2 separate regions of the Homo sapiens genome follow, and region 1 is linked to region 2. A link is a contact called in ENCODE Hi-C or POLR2A ChIA-PET data. All regions are on one chromosome and are shown on one strand. The core of a region is the stretch at or near the end of the contact, and the rest is flanking DNA. Distances in the headings are between cores, read along the strand shown.

Evidence for each region. Hi-C counts contacts between places; a loop is a spot of excess contacts on that map. ChIA-PET counts read pairs that join two places held with the same protein, here RNA polymerase II (POLR2A). Pooled maps may share reads with other maps.
Region 1: a map of CD4-positive, alpha-beta memory T cell shows a loop between it and region 2 (11-fold over the local background). The contact joins the promoter of SIRT6 here to the promoter of TNFAIP8L1 in region 2. A Hi-C loop is called at or near these places in 2 of 168 maps with a recorded cell type or tissue (CD4-positive, alpha-beta memory T cell and naive thymus-derived CD4-positive, alpha-beta T cell) and 9 of 50 pooled maps. POLR2A ChIA-PET finds 5 or more read pairs at or near these places in 2 of 52 experiments (GM10248 and OCI-LY7).

Annotation. Positions count from the first base shown.
Region 1 is chr19:4,181,313-4,185,561 of GRCh38, reverse strand. SIRT6 (sirtuin 6) reads left to right here and starts at 2,999. Exons shown (of 8, transcript NM_016539.4): 1 at 2,999-3,088. The coding sequence starts at 3,023. It overlaps ANKRD24 (ankyrin repeat domain 24), which reads right to left and starts at 2,873. Exons shown (of 22, transcript NM_001393985.1): 1 at 2,822-2,873. RefSeq lists enhancers at 2,816-2,865, 2,936-3,025.
Region 2 is chr19:4,637,041-4,641,835 of GRCh38, reverse strand. It overlaps TNFAIP8L1 (TNF alpha induced protein 8 like 1), which reads right to left and starts at 2,320. Exons shown (of 2, transcript NM_152362.3): 1 at 2,207-2,320. RefSeq lists an enhancer at 1,320-2,319 and silencers at 2,220-2,659, 2,720-2,799.

The DNA.
Region 1 (4,249 bases), core at 1,750-4,249, 460 kb after region 2:
CAGGCAGGCCTATCTTGAGGGGGTGTGTTTTTTGAGGGGTGTGACTGTGAGGCCCTATGTGTGAAAGGGATTTCTGTGATGGAGAATCTGTATTTGCCTCTTACCAAGGAGTAGGGGTTGGCATGGCCTCTACCTGTCCACCTATCTACTCGTGAATTCTCCAAGCCACCCTTCCACGCATTTACCACCTATGCACTCACCTGGACATCCATCCTCCCACCTAAGCACTGTATAACCACCCACTGGCCACCACCCACAAACCCACCCACCCAATTCATGTTCTCATGGTTCTTCATCACCCTTTAATCAGATTTCACCCACACATCCATCCACCCACCCAAACACCTACCAACTCCCACCATTCATCCATCCACTCATCCACCCATCCATCCACTTATCCATCCCTTCATCCATCCACCCAACCACCCATCCATCCATCTGCCCAAGCATCCATCCATCCACCCATCTGCCCACCCAATCACACACCCATCCACCCATCCACCCACCCACCCATCCACTCATCCATCCACTTATCCATCCCTCCATCCACCCACCCAACCACCAATCCATCCATCCACCCACCCACCCACCAGTGCATCCATCCACCCACCCACCAGTCCATCCATGGATCCTTCCATCCATCCATCCATCCACTTATCCATCCCTCCATCCATTTGCCCAATCACCCACCCATTCATCCATCCACCCATCCATCCATACATCTACCCATTCACCCATCTACCAAACCACCAATCCACCTATTCGCCCCCCATCCATCCACCCACCCATCCATTCATCTACCCCTCCACCGGTGCCCATTCACTCACTACCTACCCTTTTTTCTTCTACCTCTGACTGGAGGATTCAATCACACCCAAAGCAGGGGGTAATAAGACACCCAACAGAGGAGTTCACAGGCTGCTTGGGAGAAGACAATCCGTGGGCTTGGGGGAGGGAGAAACGCCTGCTAAATTTAGGAAGCTGCTTGCTGGAAGAGGTGATGGTAAATAAGAAGGGCCTGATGGCCGGGTGGGATGTTGAGCACCTGCCTTGGAGGAAGCTAGGCAGGGCACAGGCCGGCAAGTGGGAAGTGCGTGGGTGAACGAGTGCATGTGTGTGTCAGGGTACCTGGGTAGCTCCGCAGCCTGGCTAGGACTCAGCACGGCTTCTTTCTCCCACATACAAGGGCTCAGGGGCCTGGGGCCATAAGGGGATCCTCCGTCCTGGGCCTCTCCCACCTCCTTCCTCCCCTACCTCCTGCAGCTCCAGTGCCCCGAGCTCCCGGCCACAGTGCCCACTGCCGGCTCCGGTTACCCACTCCCAGCTGGGCCACGAGCAGCTCCAGCCGCTCCACTCTGACACCTGATCGGCTCTGAGCAGGCGGCCGCCCCAGGGGGCCGGGGATGAGCCGAGGGAGGAGACAGGCTGGCAGCGGACTGCCTGTTGGCCAACTGGCTCTGGCGGGAAGACACCCACGATCTTCCCTATCATCACTGGACTGATTTCAGTTTCTGGAAGGAGCCATGCTCTTCCTCTTTCTCAGCCTTTGCACTTGCTGTTCCCCCCACCAGGAACATTCTTTCTGTACTTCATGTCACCCCAACCGGCTCTACCTGACTCATGCACTCTTTATTTATTTATTTATTTATTTTTGAGACGGAGTTTCATGCTTGTTGCCCAGGCTGGAGTGCAATGGCGCGATCTCCGGCTCACCGCAATCTCCGCCTCCTGGGTTCAAGCAATTCTCCTGCCTCAGCCTCCCGAGCAGCTGCGATTACAGGCCACCACACCCAGCTAATTTTGTATTTTTAGTAGAGACGGGGTTTCTCCATGTTGGTCAGGGTGGTCTCGAACTCCCAATCTCAGGTGATCCACCTGCCTTGGCCTCCCAAAGTGCTGGGATTACAGGTGTGAGCCACTGCGCCCGGCTCACTCACTTTTTAGATCTTTGCTGCAACATCCCCTCCTCCAGGAAGCCCTCCCGGATGCCCCCAGCCTGGGTCAGGTGCCTCCTGTGAGCCCCCTCACTGCCCTGTGCCCTCTGCATCACCCATTGCACCCCAACCACACCATGTCACCATTACCTGGTCACATGTTTGTGTCCACCCGCAGCCACCAGGGCATAGATGGTACCACCTTTGCTCTCCAGTGTGCCCAGTACAAAGTAGGTACTCAACACATGATTCTTAAATGAGTCCTCCAGGCCACCAGCCCCATTGACCTTGAGCAGGACCTGTCCTGCAGAATGCAGAACCTCCAGTTGGATGATACTCAGATAACTTGGCCGGACGCAGTGGCTCACGCCTGTAATCCCAGCACTTTGGGAGGCCGAGGCGGTCAGATCACCTGAGGTCAGGAGTTCGGGACCAGCCTGACCAACATGGAGAAACCCCGTCTCTACTAAAAAATACAAAAATTTGCTGGGTGTGGTGGCGGGCGCCTGTAATCCCAGCTACTAGGGAGGCTGAGGCAGGAGAATCGCTTGAACCCAAGAGGCGGAGGTTGCAGTGAACCGAGATTGCGCCACTGCACTCCAGCCTGGGCAACAGAGCGAGGCTCCGTCACACACACACACACACACACACACACACACACAAATGAGATATTCAGGTAACTCTGCGTGGCATTCAAAACCCTTAGGCTGGGGTCCCTGCTGTCCGGCTCTGTCCTTACGGAATTTACTAATCCGTAAAAGGGGTTGTGGGGACATGGATAGCCTGTGTCCCGCATTTTAGAGGTGACTGGAGAACTCTCACGTAGGCGGCCGCCCCAATTTCCCGCCCGGGTCATCGGGGAGCCCCTTCCCAAGCCCCGCAAACACCTGCATGCAAAGAGGCAGGCTTCCTTCTGACAGCAGATAACATGTCGCCTGCGGCGTCAGCAAGAGGCGCATGCGCCTTGCCGTGGGAGGCCGGGTGCGCAGGACTGGAACGCGGTTCCTCCTTCTTCCCCGCCCCGCCCCGCTTCCGGCGGAAGCGGCCTCAACAAGGGAAACTTTATTGTTCCCGTGGGGCAGTCGAGGATGTCGGTGAATTACGCGGCGGGGCTGTCGCCGTACGCGGACAAGGGCAAGTGCGGCCTCCCGGAGGTGAGCGCGTCTGAGGGTCCCGAGCATCGCGCCCCAGGGCCGCGGGCTGGGAGCGGCCGGATGGCAGGGGGGCATTGTGGGAATATCAGGGGGCACTGAGGCTAGACAATGGGAGGGACTTCCCAGTGAGGAAGGGGCGGGAAGTGACGCCCCTGCGCGCCGGGGGACGCCAACACGCCCAACTCTGTGGTCACCCTGTCGGGGCTGATCGGGGAGAGAGGGGATGTAGTTCCAGGAAGAGGGGACGACAGGCGCAAAGGGAGGTGGGAATAAACACACCTGGAGAACGATTAGGCCTGGGAGGTTTCCAGAGCCGGGCCAGGACGGGGCTCAAATGCCAGGCTGGGGAGTTGGCACTTTATCCTGAGGGTGATGGGGAAGGGTTTTGCCCTGGCGAGGGGACTGGACAGAATGTGCCAGAAAGATCCCTCCAGCCACTCAGAGGGGAAGTGGAGGGATCGGCTGCCCCCTCCACGCACTGTGGGACTTTGGGGAAGTCACTTCCCTTTTGGGTCTCCATCTCCAAACTTTCTGCAAACGAGGTGAAGATGGCCCCATTCCATAAGGCTGGCCCATGCATTCTGACTCATGCATTTAATGAGCGCTGATGGTGTGCGCCCGTCCAGAAGCCCCACTCTTCACTGCTGCTGTTAGTCACTTTATTATTATTATTATTATATTTTTGAGATGGAGTTTCTCTGTCGCCCAGGCTGGAGTGCAGTGGCGCGATCTCGGCTCACTGCAACCTCCGCCTCCTAGGTTCAAGCGATTCTCCTGCCTCAGCCTCCTGAGTAGAGTAGATGAGACTACAGGCACCTGCCACCACGCCTGGCTAATTTTTGTATTTTTAGTAGAGGCGGGGTTTCACCATGTTGGCCAGTCTGCTCTTGAACTCTTGATCTCAAGTGATCCACCCACCTTGGCTTCCCAAAGTGCTGGGATTATAGGCGTGAGCCACCATACCCGGCCTGTTAGTCACTTTATTCCACCAACATTTATAGAGCACTTACTGTAGCTCAGGCACTTTCTAGGTACTAAGGCCACAGCCAGGAGCAACACAGATTAAAAACCCCTCCTTCTAGTAAGGGAGACTGACTAGGGGTTGCATGGAAACCAGTTGGCCAAGGGAGGCATCACTGTCACTGAAGTGACATCTAAGCC
Region 2 (4,795 bases), core at 1,071-3,570:
CCTCATCCTAGTCAATGGCACATTTGGGGTTCAAGTCTCGTCTCTCCCAGAGCCCACCCCAGAGGGGAAGGATCGAAGCCTTAGGAAGCTTCTAGAAGTACTGTGTCCTGTAATCCCCTCCTCGGGCTTTTAACAATATCTTGTTGAATCTCCCCCACCCCTCAAAGCACCCTCCCTCCCCACAGTTATCTCAGCCCCACAAGAAAAAGGAGATGACCAGCCCCATTGGACAGATGGGGAAACTGAGGCCTAGAAGCTGGGGATTTACAAGATCCCAAGAACTCTGCCAGAGGTCCCTGCGTCAAAGCTCGAGCGGGTGTGATTCCAGGGAGGTCATCTGCTGAGGGGTGTCGGGAGATGCTGGGAAGGGGCAGGCATGCTGTGGAACTGGGCCGTTCCTGCCTCTCGCTCTGCCTCCTTGCCCTGCTCCCCGTCTGTAACACCTGAGCTGTACCTGGGCAAGTGTGAGTCATTTTTTAGCGTTGACGTCTCTCTGGGAGGAGTGTTCCCCTGTCAACGGCTGGAGTTTTGTCCTCAAGGCACCCTTTCGTGGCCCCATTGGACAGACAGGGACACTGAGGCCTCCGGAACCCACCATACTGAATTGTCAAGCAATCAAAAGACCCCTCACCCACCTGGGCTGACCCCTGGGGGAACGGGGATGAGGAAACTGAGGCTCTGGGGGCACCTGACCGTCGGTCCAAGGCCACACAGTGGGAGGGGCCGTACCGCGGGGCCTCAGACCTGCACCCGTCTGCAGAGCCACCCCACCATTGGAGCAGGGTTCAAGTCCCCCCCCCGGCCCCATATTCCCTGCAGGGGTCCAGGCACTCACCCACCACCTGTATCCCAGGCTGCTCCAGCCTCTGGCCAGTGCCCGATTCACCCAGGTGTTTGTGTGGCTGGAGACAGCCCTTTGTTCACGGTTTCCATAGGTACAGCGTCCCTGAGCGGCCCCTCCTCTGCCCCTCCCAGCCCTTGCCTGTGCAGGTCCTGGGTCCGGCCCATCCAGGGAGCTTGTTATGTTTCAAAGTTGGCGCCCTCGGACCTGCCGTAGTGGCAGAGGGCACAGCCCATGCAAAGGCCCTGAGAGAGGACCTCGCCTGGGGTGTTGGAGAAACAGGAGGAGGCCAGTGTGACTGGGGCAGAGCCACAGCGAGAGTCAGGCAGGTTATGAGCAGGGCCTGTATTCCTGCATCTGATCCCCCAGCAGCCCTCAACTTGGGGAGTTACGACCCACTCCTGTTTTACAGATGAGGAAACTGAGGCTCCGCAGAATTGAAAAACTGGTTCAAGATATCATGCGGGTGGCAGAGCTCAAACCTAGATTGGTCCAAGCTCCGCCACCACTGGGCTGGCCCCCCTGGGGCCTCCCAAGGCGTTCATCGCCTCCAGCTGAGCTGGGACTGGCTCAGGAAATAAACTCTGGCGGCCTGTTTACACCTGGGGCTGCTCCTCCACCAGCCCTTCCCCCCTCCATAGAGAAGGTGCTGGGAAATGTGAGGATGCAGAGAAAACAGATTCTGTCCTGCCTCTGTCCCCACTTCCCTGGACAAACATTGGAAGCATTGGCCTCTTTCTAGGCCTTAGTTTCCCATCCCAGGAAATGGGCCTAGTTCGACTTCACAGAAAAGGCCAGGAGGCGGCAGGTGTCCTTCAGATCACCTGCCAATTACCTTAGCAGCGACGGTCCCAGTTCACAGCTGGCAAAACTGAGGCCAAGTCCCCACAGGCCACTTGGGAGCTCATTAGGGGCCAGTCTGGGTGGGCCCGGGCTGGCCTAGGCCTGGCTCCCCGCCACCGATGCCTGGACCGATGCCTGGTTTAGCTAGAAGCTACAGTCATGCCCACCTCCGCACGGCTGGCCCAGCTGCCCACCGCCTGGAATGCCCTCAGGGTTCTGGAATCTGGCCTGAGCACCTGCGGCCCTACAGTTAAAGGGGGCAGAGTCCACTAGAGTCCACATGGGGGATGGGGGTGCTGGTCCCAGAGCAGAGCCCCACGCCAAGGGGGGCAATTGAGACTCAATCTGTCTCCCCCTAACCTATACAGCGAGAGTGACAGAGAGACAGACGGAAACTGAGGCAGGAATGTAGACGGACAGGCGGTGGGGTGCAGAAGCATTAAGGGGCGGGAGAGACAGAGGGCGGCCAGGTGGCCCCCGAGATGCGCTGAAATGGGGGGCGCCCCGGCACTGCTCGCTCACCTACTCTCGAAGCAGAGTCCGTACGTCCAACCGTCGGGGGTCCGTCCAGCCGCCTCCGTGGGCCGGGGCCGTTGCCGCGGCGGTGGGAGCAGCGCCGGAGCCGGGGCCGGGGCCGGGGCGGGGCGGGCAGCGCGGCCCCGCCCTCCACTCGCCTCGCCCCTCGGCAGGCCACGCCCTCCACTCGCCCCGCCCGCGCGGAAGGGACCGGAGAGTTGCCAGGCCTGGGGGGCGGGCCGAGCGCTCCGGATTAGCCAATGACAGGGCGGGCAATGTACGAAAAGGCCAATGGGAGCAGGGCACTGCGACGGGGGGGAAGTGGGGGGAAGGGGCGGAGCCTGGGGGCGGGGTCAGGCGGCTCTGGGGGATTCCTCCGGAATCGCGAAGGGGCCCGGATGCGGGGGCGAGGCCGTCGTGGGGGTGCCGGCCACAGAAAAGGGAAGAGATAAGAGTACGAGACAGACAGAGAACCTGGGGAGGGAGGCACAGAGACACCAACAGGAAGAGACCAGAGAGCCAAAAGGCAAAACAGACCAACCACGTGGTTCTGCACGGGCCCCTTCCTCCTTCTGGGGCTAGTTTACCCGCCTGGGTAATAGGAATTTCGGCAGAAGCGTGTTTCTCAAAGTACGGCCTCGGGGAACCCTTCGCGTCAGAAAGATCTGAGAGTCCATTTTAAAATGCAGATTCCAACTAGGTGTGGTGCCTCACGCCTGGAATCCCAGCACTTTGGGAGGCCAAGGCAGGAGGATCCCTTGAGCCCAGGAGTTTGAAACCAGCCTGGGCAACCTAGGGAGACCCTGTCTCTACAAAAAAAAAAAAAAAAAGAAAGAAAGAAAAAGAAGAAGATCAAAATAAGTTAAAATTTTAAAAATACAGAGTTCTGTGCCACAAGAAGGGATGAATCTAACCCAGGGTTGTGGGGCTATAGATGAATCTTTGGGGTGAGGTGGAGGGCTCCTGGAGACCTCATCAGAGGATCCCCAGGTCCAGCCTCGATTTCCGTAGGAATGAGCCTGCAGGACACACAGGAGCCTCCCGGCTGCGCAGCGCCAGCTGGGGTCCCCCGGGGAGGATGCAGCTGTGAGTCCTGGGAACCAGGCCCTGGAGCTGCTCCCAGGTCCCCTGCAGCACCATTTCCGCCCTGCAGCCCAACTCTGGGTCCCGGTTGCAGCTAGGGCCTAGGGAGCCCATAGCAACCTCGCTGCTTCTTCCTCCAGGAAGCCAGACAACAAATTGTTGAGGGCCTGTTGTGTGTCCTGACCTGCACACGGGATTCAGGAAGACCGAGGCACAGGCCTCAGGAGGCAAAAGTAAGTTAAATATCTCATTGGCTGGGCCCGGTGGCTCACCCCTGTAATCCCAGCACTTTGGGAGGCCGAGGTGGGCGGATCACCTGAGGTCAGGAGTTTGAGACCAGCCTGGACAACATCGTGGAACCCCGTCTCTACTAAAAATACAAAAATTAGCCGGGTGTGGTGGCACATGCCTGTAATCCCAGCTACTCAGGAGGCTGAGGCAGGGGAATCGCTTGAACTCTGGAGGCAGAGGTTGCAGTGAGCCAAGATCGGGCCACTGCACTCCAGCCGGGGCGACAGAGCAAAATTCCATCTCAAAAAATAAAACATACAAAAAAAAAAAATTAGCTGGTCGTGGTGGTGCACGCCTGTAGTCCCAGCTACTCGGGAGGCTGAGGTGCTAGAATTGCTTGAACCCCAGAGGCAGAGATTGCAGTGAGCCGAGATCGCGGCACTGCACTCCAGCCTGGGCTACAAAGCAAGAGTCCATCTCAAAAAATAAAAAATAAAGCAAAAATATGAAAAAATTAGCCAGGAGTGGTGGTGCACGCCTGTAGTCCCAGCTACTTGGGAGACTAAGGCACGAGAATCACTTGAACCCAGGAGGCAGAGGTTGCAGTGAGCCGAGATCGCGCCACTGCACTCCAGCCTGGACGACAGAGCGAGACTCTGTTTCAAGAAACAAAACAAAACACCTTCTTATTTCATTTTGGAGGAGGAGACTGAGGCCCAGAGAGAGGAAGTAACTTGCCTGAGGTCACACAGGCACAAGGTGGTAGAGTCAGGAGTGACTGTCCCATTTCACAGATGACGAAATGGAACCCCAGAGGGAGGAAGGGATAGGTTCCAGGCCACACAGCCAGATGAGGCAGAGATGGGATTAGGACCTGATTAGGTCTGACTTTGGTGTGGTGTGTACAGCTCCTCTCGCAACCCCAGCATCAAGGGGGTCTCCCCATCAGGGCAGGAGGACTGGAGGCATCTGAGCCTAGCATGATTTCACCTTTTTTCTTTCTTTCTTTTTTTTTAGACAGGGTCTCGATTTGTCACCCAGGCTGGAATGCAGTGGTGCAGTCACAGCTTACTGCAGTCTCAACTTCCTGGGTTCAAGCAATCCTTCTGCCTCAGCCTCCCAAGTAGCTGAAATCACAGGTGTGCACCACCAAGCTCGGCTAATTTTTATTTTTTTAAATAGAGATAGGGGGTGTCTCACTATGTTGCCCAGGCTGGTCTCGAACTCCTAGCCTCAAGCGATCCTCCTGCTTCTGCCTCCCAAAGCGCTGGGATTACAGGC